Regions from separate parts of the Homo sapiens genome. Here regions 2, 3 and 4 are each linked to region 1. Evidence: chromatin contacts called from ENCODE Hi-C data. All regions are on one chromosome and are shown on one strand. Each heading gives the region's core, a stretch centred on a gene start or an enhancer-like site at or near the end of the contact. The rest is flanking DNA. Distances are from core to core; before and after follow the strand shown. Region 1 holds the start of TMEM185A (transmembrane protein 185A). Region 2 holds the start of MTMR1 (myotubularin related protein 1). Region 3 holds the start of CD99L2 (CD99 molecule like 2). Region 4 has its middle 120 kb from the start of AFF2.

What was found. A loop is a pair of places that touch in the nucleus more often than their neighbours do. Pooled maps may share reads with other maps.
Region 2: a pooled map shows a loop between it and region 1 (7-fold over the local background). The contact joins the promoter of MTMR1 here to the promoter of TMEM185A in region 1. A Hi-C loop is called at or near these places in 5 of 50 pooled maps.
Region 3: a loop to region 1 is called in a pooled map, with 15 times the contacts of the local background. The contact joins the promoter of CD99L2 here to the promoter of TMEM185A in region 1. A Hi-C loop is called at or near these places in 6 of 50 pooled maps.
Region 4: a loop to region 1 is called in a pooled map, with 6 times the contacts of the local background. The contact joins the enhancer-like site here to the promoter of TMEM185A in region 1. A Hi-C loop is called at or near these places in 4 of 50 pooled maps.

The regions. Positions count from the first base shown.
Region 1 is chrX:149,630,351-149,633,232 of GRCh38, forward strand. TMEM185A (transmembrane protein 185A) reads right to left here and starts at 1,442. Exons shown (of 7, transcript NM_032508.4): 1 at 1,193-1,442. The coding sequence starts at 1,230. RefSeq lists silencers at 935-984, 995-1,404.
Region 2 is chrX:150,692,020-150,694,719 of GRCh38, forward strand. It overlaps MTMR1 (myotubularin related protein 1), which reads left to right and starts at 1,377. Exons shown (of 16, transcript NM_001306144.3): 1 at 1,377-1,657. The coding sequence starts at 1,512. RefSeq lists silencers at 1,308-1,377, 1,688-1,827.
Region 3 is chrX:150,897,360-150,900,059 of GRCh38, forward strand. It overlaps CD99L2 (CD99 molecule like 2), which reads right to left and starts at 1,309. Exons shown (of 11, transcript NM_031462.4): 1 at 1,163-1,309. The coding sequence starts at 1,229. RefSeq lists a silencer at 984-1,593.
Region 4 is chrX:148,379,421-148,382,164 of GRCh38, forward strand. No RefSeq gene overlaps it. Among named protein-coding and RNA genes, the nearest start is that of AFF2, 120 kb to the right of the region's middle. RefSeq lists an enhancer at 2,042-2,131. Within about 2 kb of position 1,376, at least 8 of the 41 ENCODE cell types and tissues checked have a DNase peak (open chromatin) inside an H3K27ac peak, as active enhancers do.

The DNA.
Region 1 (2,882 bases), core at 192-2,691:
AGGCATAGGTCCCCAGAGTTGGCCCCCGCAGTACAGCACTGCACAGTACTGTAAGGCATCTTAAGTGTACAAGCCCTTCTTCACCCCATGCTGAGACCGCCAGCATCTAAAGCACCTAACATAGGTTACAGCACACAAATATTTACTGAGCACGTCTTCCCAACTGGCAAATAAGGGAAACGGATACTCCTTTCGGAGAGTAGTGCATTTAAGAGATCAGTTAGGCCAACTCCTCATTTTACAGAAGGGCCAAAGAAGGGCAGAGAATCACCCAGTTACATATGGCCTCGTCTCCAATCCAAGTCTTTGGGCTCAGTTTAGTTCCACAAACATTTTATATGTGCCTACTATGTGCCAGATACGGTGGGTGGGAGGCGCTGGGGACACTGAGATGAGCAGGAGATGGTCTCAGCTTCAGGGAGCTCACAGCCTGGGGTAAAGAACAGTTACAAAACAGTCGGGCAAGTGCAAGGACAGGCGCTTGAGTGCTTAGCCAGTGTTTTCTCCACACTGTCCACTGGGTGTTCCCCATCTGGAAAAGAAGGACAGCAATATCTACTTCCTGCAAATAAACTTGTAGTGAAGACTGATGAGAAAATGAGTATGGAAAATGATCAGGCTCACCCAGAAATGCATTATATAAGGTATTGCCATACCCCGACACTGACTCCAAGGATTCAACAGTGTTTCAGGTATCCGTTCAACAAAGAAGCAAACAAGAGAGGGATGGGCATAAACCCAAGGAAAACCCCAAGGACTGCGAGGAACTGGAGGAAACAGCTGGGGTGGGGGTAGGGGTGTTGGGTCGAGTGAGACGGCCCTGACGCGGAGAATGGAGGGCCCGCAGCGGCGCAGAAGAGGATGGAACCGAGACGAAGAAGTTGGGACACCAATGAGGGACAGCAAGCAGAAAAGAATGGGGTTCCCTTGGGGCAGGACGGGGCTCGCGGCCGGGCCCTTCCGGCCGTGGCCGGGCAGGGGCTGAAAGCACCGGGCACGGGAGGAGGAAGCGGGCGGGCGCCGAGGCCGACTGTTTTGCCTGGGGACCGCTTGCACCCGCAGGGAGGCTCGGGCAGGCGCCCGGGTCCTCGGGCTGCAGCATCTCGCCCGCCGTGCCTCCCCGGAGCCGAACACCAGCCCGCGCCCGAGCCCGCAGCGCGGACTCCCGGGGGCGCCAACGACGCCGCCTCACCTCGGGTTGAAGTCCTGGAAGAGGCCCCTCAGGTTCATGGCGGAGAACTTCACCGCGGCGTCCTCCTCCTCCTCCCCCGCACCCCGTGCTGCACAGCCTGCGCCTTACAGCGGGTTCATGGCGCCAGCGCCAGCCGCGTCCACGCTGCTGCTCCCGCTACTGCTGCCGTCCCCGCTGCCGTCGCCGTCGCCGTCGCCGCCGCCGCCGCCGCCGCCGCCGCCGCCGCCGCCGCCGCCGCCCGGAGAAACCTGAGCCACCGCCCCCTGCCCCTCCTTCCGGGCTTCCGTACGAGGGCCGCGCATGCGTCCGGAGCCCCGCCCAGAGCGCTCCTCGCTGGGAGGTCCCCATCCTTGTGTCCGCACGCGACCGGCGGAGGAGATGGCAGGGGGATGGAGGCTGGGAGTGAGCAGGGCCCCGAGGAAGGGGATGCTGACGGGCTGAAGGCCTGCAGGGAGGGAGCGCGCCGCCCGGGAGTCTGGCGGGCAGATCTTGGCAGACACCTGTCACCTTGGCCCGCGCTACCTTCTGGAGATTTTCCCCAGTGACGACTGAGCCCTGGGAGTAGTGACAATGAGTGAGACGTTGCATTTTTGGCGATGTCATCCCAGGCTTCACCTGTCACATCTGTCAACGACTCCAAAGTTTGGGTCCCAACTTCCCTTCCAATTCCCAAGCCAGCGTGTCCAGATATGCTGGCTATTCCCTACTCAAGTTACCTAGCACCAAAGTCACTTCCCGTGCCAACCGCCTTCCCCTCCTGGGTTCCCTTTTTCCCTTAGCAGCAGGCCTATTCGTACGCAGGGGGGTATTCAAGCAGGAGACGTGGAAATCATCCTCATTTTTCTAACCCAGTTCAGAGCCTCCTTGGATCCTGTCTAAACTTTGTGGTCACTTCACACCTGACCTCTGCCTCCACTCCAGGCTGCCCTACTTACAAGTACCAGGTTCATCTTCCTTGGGCAAGTCAACATCTTTGAGTCTCAGTTTTTCTCCTCCGCAGAATGGAAATGATAAAAACCTCTTTTCTAAGCGTGTTAGGAAGATTCAGTGAGATCGTGTGCATAACACACTGCCTGGTACATGCTAGGTGTACAAAGAATGCTGTTGCTATCTGGTACTCTTTCAGGTGTCAACCTCCTCAAGGATTTTGTTTGCTTTTGGAATCCAAGAGCAGGACAAGCTCATAGCAGGTGACCTAGTTTACCATCTTCACTTTGGGCAGATTTAAGTTTTCATGAGCACAACAATGCCTTAAACATTAGTCTACTATCATTATGGATAATAGTCATCCTTTGTTGCAATAGCAGAGTTTCACAAATGACAATTTTATACTGTTTAGCCCCAAGGGCAGCTTGAGAGAATCACAATTGCGATAGTCATACTTAGTCTTGATGTATCACCTTTCTTCTGAGAACGTAAAAACATATCATAAGTGGTAATTAAGCTTCCCAACACCCACTGGGAAATGGATATTATTATATGAGCTGATTTTAAGGTTGAGTAATCCAAATCAAGTTTTCATCTGCTGAAGCACCAGGACCCTGTCCCAGACTTTTTCACCCATCTTCCTTTCCCATCCTCTGGGTAAAGTCCAATGTGTAGCCCAGAGGAGGTTCTCAATGAACACTCAAATACAGACGAGGAATTAAGGCGCAGAGAAGCTTGTATAACAGGCCCTGAGCGAGCCAGC
Region 2 (2,700 bases), core at 127-2,626, 1.1 Mb after region 1:
GATGGCCACCTTCTTGCTGTGTACTCACACGGCCTTTTCTCAGTGTGTGCATGTGAGTGCATGAGATCAAGCTCTCTGGTGACCCTTCTTAAAAAGCACCAGTTCCATCAGACTAGAGCTTGGCCCTCATGACCTAATTGCCTCTCAAAGACCCCATCTCCAAATACCATCACACAGGGAATTAGGGCTTCAACATATGGACTTCAGGGGGATGAAAACATTCAGTCCATAACAGTGGGTTAACCATTTGATTTAATAATTTTAGAAAGCCAGCAACCTGCAGTCGGTGATTCTCCAGTGTGAGATAGGAGCTATTATTGTCTGGGGATCTTCCTTTCCTTCCTCCTAGCCCTCCTCACTCTGTCATCTTCTTACCCCAGGCTCACCTCCTCTTGTGCGTAAGATGGCTGTCGGGGCTTCAGGCATCATATCCTCAAAGTTCAGTTTGAAGTTATTAAGCTGGTGGGGCAGGATGGGTCTGGGATGGGCATGAGTAACTCCCTGTCTGCAGATCTGCCTTTTAACAGTGAGCAAATTGTTCCCTTTATATCTTCTTTTCCAGACCTGGGTCGCAGGCCTCCTGTCTACACCCAGAGCAATCACAGGCAAAGAGGCTTAATCACGAGCCACACACCCACTCCCAACTTAATCAGGGGTGAGGTGAGAGGGGATGAGCTGTTGGATATTCGAACCCAAACAAAATGAGCAAGGAAATAAATCTAGCCCAGAAAGCAAATGTCCTAAATGCCTCACCAAGATATTGGCTTGATGTTCATAGCAGTGATTTTTTAATCAACAGAAGTTAAATGTTACTCTTAACATAAACCATGGGCGGAAGCTCCGAGGGCGGCATCAGAACACTTGGTTGCCCTACAGATGGCAAGGGGGTGGGTTTGTGGCGGGGCGGCGGGGTGCGTATGGAGGGGGAGAGTGGAGGGAAGAATGGGGTGGGGAGGAATTGCTAAAATGCACGGAATTGCTCCTGCTTCAAGATGTCAAGACCGAGGGAGCTTGAGCTGTTCTATACCTTTTCCGGGAAGGACAACTGAGGTGGGAAATCATTTTTGATACTTGAATGTCTTCAAACTTCTTTTTACACCCCACGTCTCTGCAGTCAACCCGGTGTGACTATAGAGTGAAGCACGCTACGCATAATCCGTTTGGGGATTCCGAACCCCAGTGGCTCTGTACGCACCCAGGTCGCTGGAGCAGGAGGTCCCAGATCCCCGCTGTAAGGCTCCGTGGGCGAGCGCCCAGGTGGGGCTGGGCGAGGTGGGGGTTCCCGGCGCCGGCCCCGCGCGCCGCCCTCCCCGCCCCCGCTCCCGCCCCCCGACCCCCGCGCGCGCGGCCTTGTGGGTAACGCGGGGCCGCCAGGTGACAGCTAATGGCGGCGGCCGCCTGAGGCGGGCGGGCGGTATAGAGCGGGCGGCAGGAGGCAAGCAGCGAAACCTTCCCGGCCGCCGCTCCCGTCCCGACGGCGGCTTCCCCAAGGCGGCAGGACTCGGCGCGCCATGGACAGGCCGGCGGCGGCGGCGGCGGCGGGCTGCGAGGGCGGCGGGGGCCCGAACCCGGGGCCGGCGGGCGGCAGGAGGCCTCCTCGGGCCGCGGGGGGCGCCACCGCCGGCTCCCGGCAGCCCAGCGTGGAGACCCTGGACAGGTAAGCGGGGCCCGGGCTGCCCCGGCCTCCCGCGCCCCGACTCCCGAGGGCCCCGCGCGAGGCCAGCCCGCCCCCTCCCCGCGCGCTGCGCAGGGCCTGGCGGTGGCGGGGTGGGCGGCCCCTCTTCATCCCCTCTGGGCCCTCCTCCCCCCCACCCCCGGAAACCTCAGCGCCCCATCCGGGGACTGCTGCCCTCGGACCTGCTGCGGGCCGCGCACCTGGCTCACTTCCGCCCCGAGAGCCCCAGCTCCTGGAACCCCGGGAGGGGCTTCGCAGCTGTCAAACCACTTCCGGCGCCGCCACCTGCTGCCCTTGGCGATCGCTTGGCTGTCCCTGCCCAGGCCACCAATCCTCTTGGGAGGGAGATCCCACCCGGGCTCTCCTCTTCTAGCATCACCTTGCCTCGTGTGGTTTTAAGACCCCAATTCTGCTGTGGCTGCTTAGGGTCTTTGATGGGGGGTTGGGAGTGAGGACGGGGAGATGGGACCCCGCGGGCGTGGGAGCTGGTGCAGATCGAGGCAAAAATCTGAGATGGAAAACGTCCAAACTGCTCAGGAGGCAAGAAAACAGAACCATTTACTTTCAGTTCTTCACACTTTGAGGGAACCAGTTTATTGTTTTCATGAACACACAAGCAAGCCTACTGCTTCTGAGGCAGCTGCAGAACTAAGAGAAATCAGTTAGAAACATAAAGTGACCGTGTCGAACTGGGAGGGGCCACCGCCTCCTCCGACGACAAGAGATGGCCTATCGTGTAACCCGGAACATCCAGTTTTCCCACAACTTGGCCATTTCCCTGACACCAGAGTGCACTCAGGCAGCATGCACTGTTGGAATGTAGCTCAGTCAGTTTTACATGCCCATTCCTGCCTGTCTTGGTCATCCCATTGTGCCAAACTTTTGGGAGTTTCCAAAAGCACAGAAACAAGAAACATTCCCTTCACTTTTGTTTCTACCTCAGTGTAATTACAATATATTTTAATAAATTAATCACCCAAGTGGTTAGTGTCACTGAAAACCAGTCACAGCTAAGACAGCACTTG
Region 3 (2,700 bases), core at 59-2,558, 1.3 Mb after region 1:
CCTCTGCAGAATGTTAAATGGCTCTTCGTGAATCAACTCCAGGTGGGTTGCCCACATGAAAAACATTTCTGCATCTTTTGCAAAAGTGGCTTGGCTAGTACCATCCACTGTTTTCCAGTGTTCCTTTATGTGACATAAATCTTACTAGAACTCAGTACTAGGACAAAGTGTGTGTGTGTGTGTGTGTGTGTGTGTGTTTCCTGAGCTCACATATTTTCCACCAGCTGGGTTCGCTTCTATTGTCAGGAAGCTTGGAGCATAATTCACGTTCAATTACAGTGTTTCCCTTAATCCCTTTTTCTGATGGGGACATAGGATATAAATAAGTGTAAGAAGATTCTGTTGGTACATGTTTAAGACCCTATTTTTAACCACAGACTGCATTTATTCTACTAAGATGCTTCTCAAACTTGAATGTGCCAGAGAATCACCCGCGGATCTAGTTGAAATGCAGAATCAGACTCAGTAGGTCGGGGGCGGGGCGTGAGATGCTGCAGTTCTTACAAGCTCCCAGGTGATGCCTATGCGGCTGGGCCCTGGACCACATTTTGAGTAGCAGAGGGTCTAAGAAACGTGCTTCCTTGATTCAGCGGGATTTCTCTCTCCTGCTCCTTGGCAAAACATGACCAAAGTCTCAAAAACTGAAGCGGACGGCAGAAGCACCTAGAGAGCTGGTTAGACCTACGCCTCGCTGACCCCCCCCCCCCCCCCCCACAGCCCATGCCCGCTGTGATCCCGATGAAAGGGGCTAGGAATCCACCTAGGAAGTTCCCCAGGTGCTTCTGCTGTCGGTGGCCTCGCAGCAAATTTCGAAAATGACTGCTCTCTTCAAGGTTTTCTCAAAGGTAAACTCTTGGGGACAGCTGTTGTCACCAGTGGTACACCTGCTCGTTCAGGATTTTAGGGGGCCCATCCCGCTGTTTCCAGCCCAGCGTCAGGAGGGGACCCACCCCTCCTCTCCGGCTACTCCGACCGCGGCGGAGTCAACCCCCACGGGCCCGGGGCTCGGACCCCCGCCGCTCCGCCTCGCACAGCCGGGCCGGCCGGTGGCAGCCACCGCAGGCCCGAGAGGCGGGGACCGTGCCGCTCATGCGCAGAGCGACCCCTGGGCCCACAAGGCGGGGTCCCCGCGCGGTCCCCGCGCGCCCCCCGCCCGCCTTACCTCGCTGGACCAGGGTGGCCAAGGAGAAAGCGAGGCAGACAAGGAACGCCGAGCGCCAGGCCACCATGGCTGGGAGCAGGCGGAGGGCCCCGGAGGAGCACAGTTAGCGCGAGAGCGCCCGAAGGGGAGGCCGAGGAGGAGCGGGAGGAGGAGCCCCGCCGCCTCTGCAGGGTCCCGCCCAAAGCCCGCGCGCGCGCGCGGCGCGGCCCCGGGAAGATGGAGGTCGGGCGCGCTAGAGAGCCGGCGCCTGAGGGCGCCTGGGCTGGGGTTAGGCCGGGGGGCGGGGCGAGGCTGCAGTATCGGGGGCGGGGCCGCGTTCTGGAGGCGGGGCTCCGGGCGAGGGGCGTGGCCTGCGGGCACCCGGTGGGTGGGGAGGCCTGGGTTGGGTTGGGCTGGGTCCAGCGGCAGCGCGCGGTCCGCAGACCCTGTCCCACCTCGGTCCTCGAGACCGAAGTCTCGGAGGTGGCCCCGCGGACCTGGAGCAGTGAGTCACCAGTGCCGGGGAGCGGGAGGCGGCAGCGCCGGTGGGCGCCGATTTCCTCCCGGGTGACCTTGAGAAGGGCTCTTCCCCTTCTGGCCTTGGTGTTCTCCCGGTGAAGGGTTGTTCCCTTGGGGCCCCTCCAGACACCGTCCAGCACGGAGCCCCGCACTCTGTCCCCACCCGCTGTTCCCTGCAGGAGTGAAACCCTGGCCGGAGACTGAAGAAAAGGACCGTTTTCGTGACTGGCTGCGGTCAACAAGCAGTGACACGTCTCGAGAAAACGAGGCCGGGGGCGCCCGGGTGGGCGACAGGGGAGGATGGGGGCGTCCCGGAGCCGAAGCGCCGCGGGCTCGGGAGACTGGGGGTAGGGACTGGGTCAGCTCTCCCGAGGCTTTGATGAATGCGCTGAAAGTGCAAGTTCATATCTGCAGAGTCGATCTCAAAAACGTGCTTAATGACCGACAAACGCGCTGCAGTCCTTTCCCATGAACCCCCGCAAACGGAGTCCGTCTCCCAGACCCGAAGAAATCAGATTCCGATACGATACTGTGCCGACCAGCAAAATGCCCGCTGCAGCAGTTGATGGGAACGCTCCCTAGAAGAGCCCCAGCTGCAACCGGCTCTCGAAGACAAAGAGGAAGCGCTACTGCTCTCCGGAGTGGTAGCGTGAGCCTGTCCCTGCCATTATGCGGCACCGGCTGCCCAGGGCCACATCCTCCTTAGAGGGCGGCTACTACCACCTCCCCTCAATATCCATTCGGCAGCTTTCCTGTGCCCCCAACCCAGCCCTCGCTGCCATAGGCACCCCCCTCAGTGGCTCCCACCAACCCCTAAGGAACAGTGGGGTGTGGGGTCTCCCTGAGATGGAGCCGAAATCTCCCGTGTGGCTTACATCCATTGCCCTGAATCTTAGGGCTGCAGAAACAAAACAGCATATGAGGAGTGGATCTTCCCAGGCTCAGGGCATTAATTACTCTATGAATGGAACATTATTCCATTCTAGCTGTAGAATTAACAGAAATAGCTGGTAGTTATTGAACACACACTATACACATGG
Region 4 (2,744 bases), core at 126-2,625, 1.3 Mb before region 1:
GTTTTCCGTGGTAGACCTGGTGTCCTATGATTAAGTAGCCTGGTGAGGGATGGAACCCTTGGCTCTGACAAACCCCTCTTCTTCCCACCCAACCCAGACCCTCAGAAACCTGGTGAGAACCAGGCAAGACAAGGAGGACAGAGGGAAGGGAGCTGACTGAGGGAGCTTGAGAGACTCTAGCTCTCAAATTTTCTGGCCACAGCCCTCAAAATCTAATAGGTTGTAGATTTTGCACCAGCTCTAAGTAGAACCTACTGTATATTTACATTCATTGGCACTGACTCTATCAAGAGATAACATGATGGACTAGACAAACCAAAAAAGTAAAGTGGTGATCTGGTCTAGTGAGTAAGGCCTTCTCCCAGGAATTGTGAAGGGTCAGGCTCACATGCAACAAAGACCATCAAAGGAAGTACATTTTCACTTAGACAAATGACAAAACAGATTTCCAGTTTCCAGACCCCATAAAGAAGACAAAAATTGAGGAAAGTACTGAGAAATTTCAAAGTCTGAGACAAAAGGGAACTCCAGGTTGCTGACTACTTTTTAGCCAGCTCACGAACAGGGGACAATTTTTCAGCTCAATACCAGAAAGCTGAGCCAGATTCACTCCAGCTACCCAAACAAAATACCAGATGGGTAAATAGGAATCACTCCCATTGGCCAAACAGAAACTGAAACCAGGGTTCCAAGAGCTGATTAATTAAACACCAGGACTCCTGAAGAGTCAAAACAGACTGAAAAGGAAGAAGGTGAAGGGAAAAAAAGGAAAGCAAAGGGAAGATAGAAGATGAATGAAAGGGAACGGGGACACACTCAGAGTCTGGATCTGATTCACCAAGGCGCTAACACTGAAACAGTGGTCCAGAGTGCCAGCTTTTGTTCATGTCTGGTCAGACACCTCCATCCTCTGGGCAATCTCACTCACTCTCCTGGGACCTAAAAGGAGAGCCTCACCTGGGGTGCCACAAAATGTTACCAGCATCATGGATTCTTGTGATTGCCCAGGATAGAAACCAAAAGAGATAACCAAACATAGCAGCAAAGGAAAGTTTATTCCGCTTGTGCACAGGGGAGTCAGCACCAAGAAGGGAAAAGAAATGGGTTGCTTATCGAGGGTAGTCTGTGAGTTAGGTTTACAGGAGTTTTCTACAGGAAAGTATTACATTCGAGCATGTATAGGAGTAGGAGGGATTTTTCTAGTGCTTGTGCATTGGCTCAACATGCTTTTTCATACATCATATGTAGAATTAGCATTTTACATCTCCACCTCTGGGCATGATTTTTAACATTAAAATAAGGAAGGGGTAACTGTAGTTCGAAGTTTAACTCTAACTGCACATGCAGGGCCCTGGGGAAGTCCCTAGCCCCCGAAGCAGGAATTTGTGGTTAACAGCTTCTTGGGTCTTTTATTACTGATTGGTTGAGAGTTAGGTAAGCTACAGCTTGAGTAAGGAACTTGCATTCTTTTACTCCAGACCATATTAAAACAGGGAACCAACCAGCCTGCCTGTCTCATAGCTAGTTTGCTTTAATCTGTTCCCAGCTTACCTTCCTTTTCTCAGATGAAATGAGACTCATGTTAACCAAAATGCCATCCTACCTTTTGTCTTTTGACTAGACACATTGTAGAGGTTTGGATTTGTTAACCTGGAATGGGAAAGGCTGAGAGGGGAAATGATCCTGGGTATGCTAATGAGCAGAAAGAAAACAAGGATGGCACGGATACCTCTCTCTCCCCCTTCTATGTGTGTCCTCTACCTGTTGTACATTCGTATGAGATAGGTATTAATATAACCTACACTTCGTAGGTGACGAAACAGTCTCAGAGAGTGAAAGGGACTTGACCAAAGTCACAGAGCCAGTGAGTGACAGGGTCAGGGAGAGAAGCCACGTCTGCATGACTCAAAGCTTATGTCTCTAATTACCCTACATACTACCCCGCCGCCTTTGCAAGTTATAAATAGGTCATGCTGGCTTTACTCATTAAGTCCTGGGTTGCTAAAGTGAAAGAAAAACTTCCTTCCCAGTATGCCTTGTACACATCCTGAAACTGAAAGAAAGCACTTTAGAACAAATTAAAGGCAGTTGTCTTCTGTGTCTTAGGGAACAAAAATACTAATTGTATTTTTAACCTCAAATTGTAGAGCCTGAAAAGACTGGCTTGAGAAGGAGCCTAGGTCATTCCCTGGACACCTAGAGGTCTAGAGGGCATAATAGAGGTCCACAAGTTTTTCTCAATGTGAAACAAACAATAATCCTCCCAACCAGACAGAGAATTTACATACGCTCCCTTTCAGACCGGGCAGGCAGACAAAGTCACAAGTGCTTTGACTTTGGGCTAAGGATTCTGTCAGGTCCATCAATCCTTTAACCTCACCTTCACAGCCATGATAGCTAACCCTGACTGAACACTTTCTGTATGCCAGCCACTGTTCCACTTCCTTTACTCCTCATAACAACCCTGAGGTTATGACTAGTATCACCTCTATTTTGCAGAAACTTGAGGGCATCTCATGCTGACAAGAAACTAATTGGGAGTTACCCAATCCTTTCAATTAATTCTTTAAAAGGGAAAATTTATTTAATTACTCCCTCATAAATGCAGGTGGTAAAGAAGGCTATTCAAATAAATAAATGCTGTTTGATATAGCAAAATATTTCAAAATGTGTAGTCCCCAGTGAGGAGAGTTCTTTATAAAGGTGGCCTTGATGATGGGAAGCTTTGGGCTGTCGATTGGCTT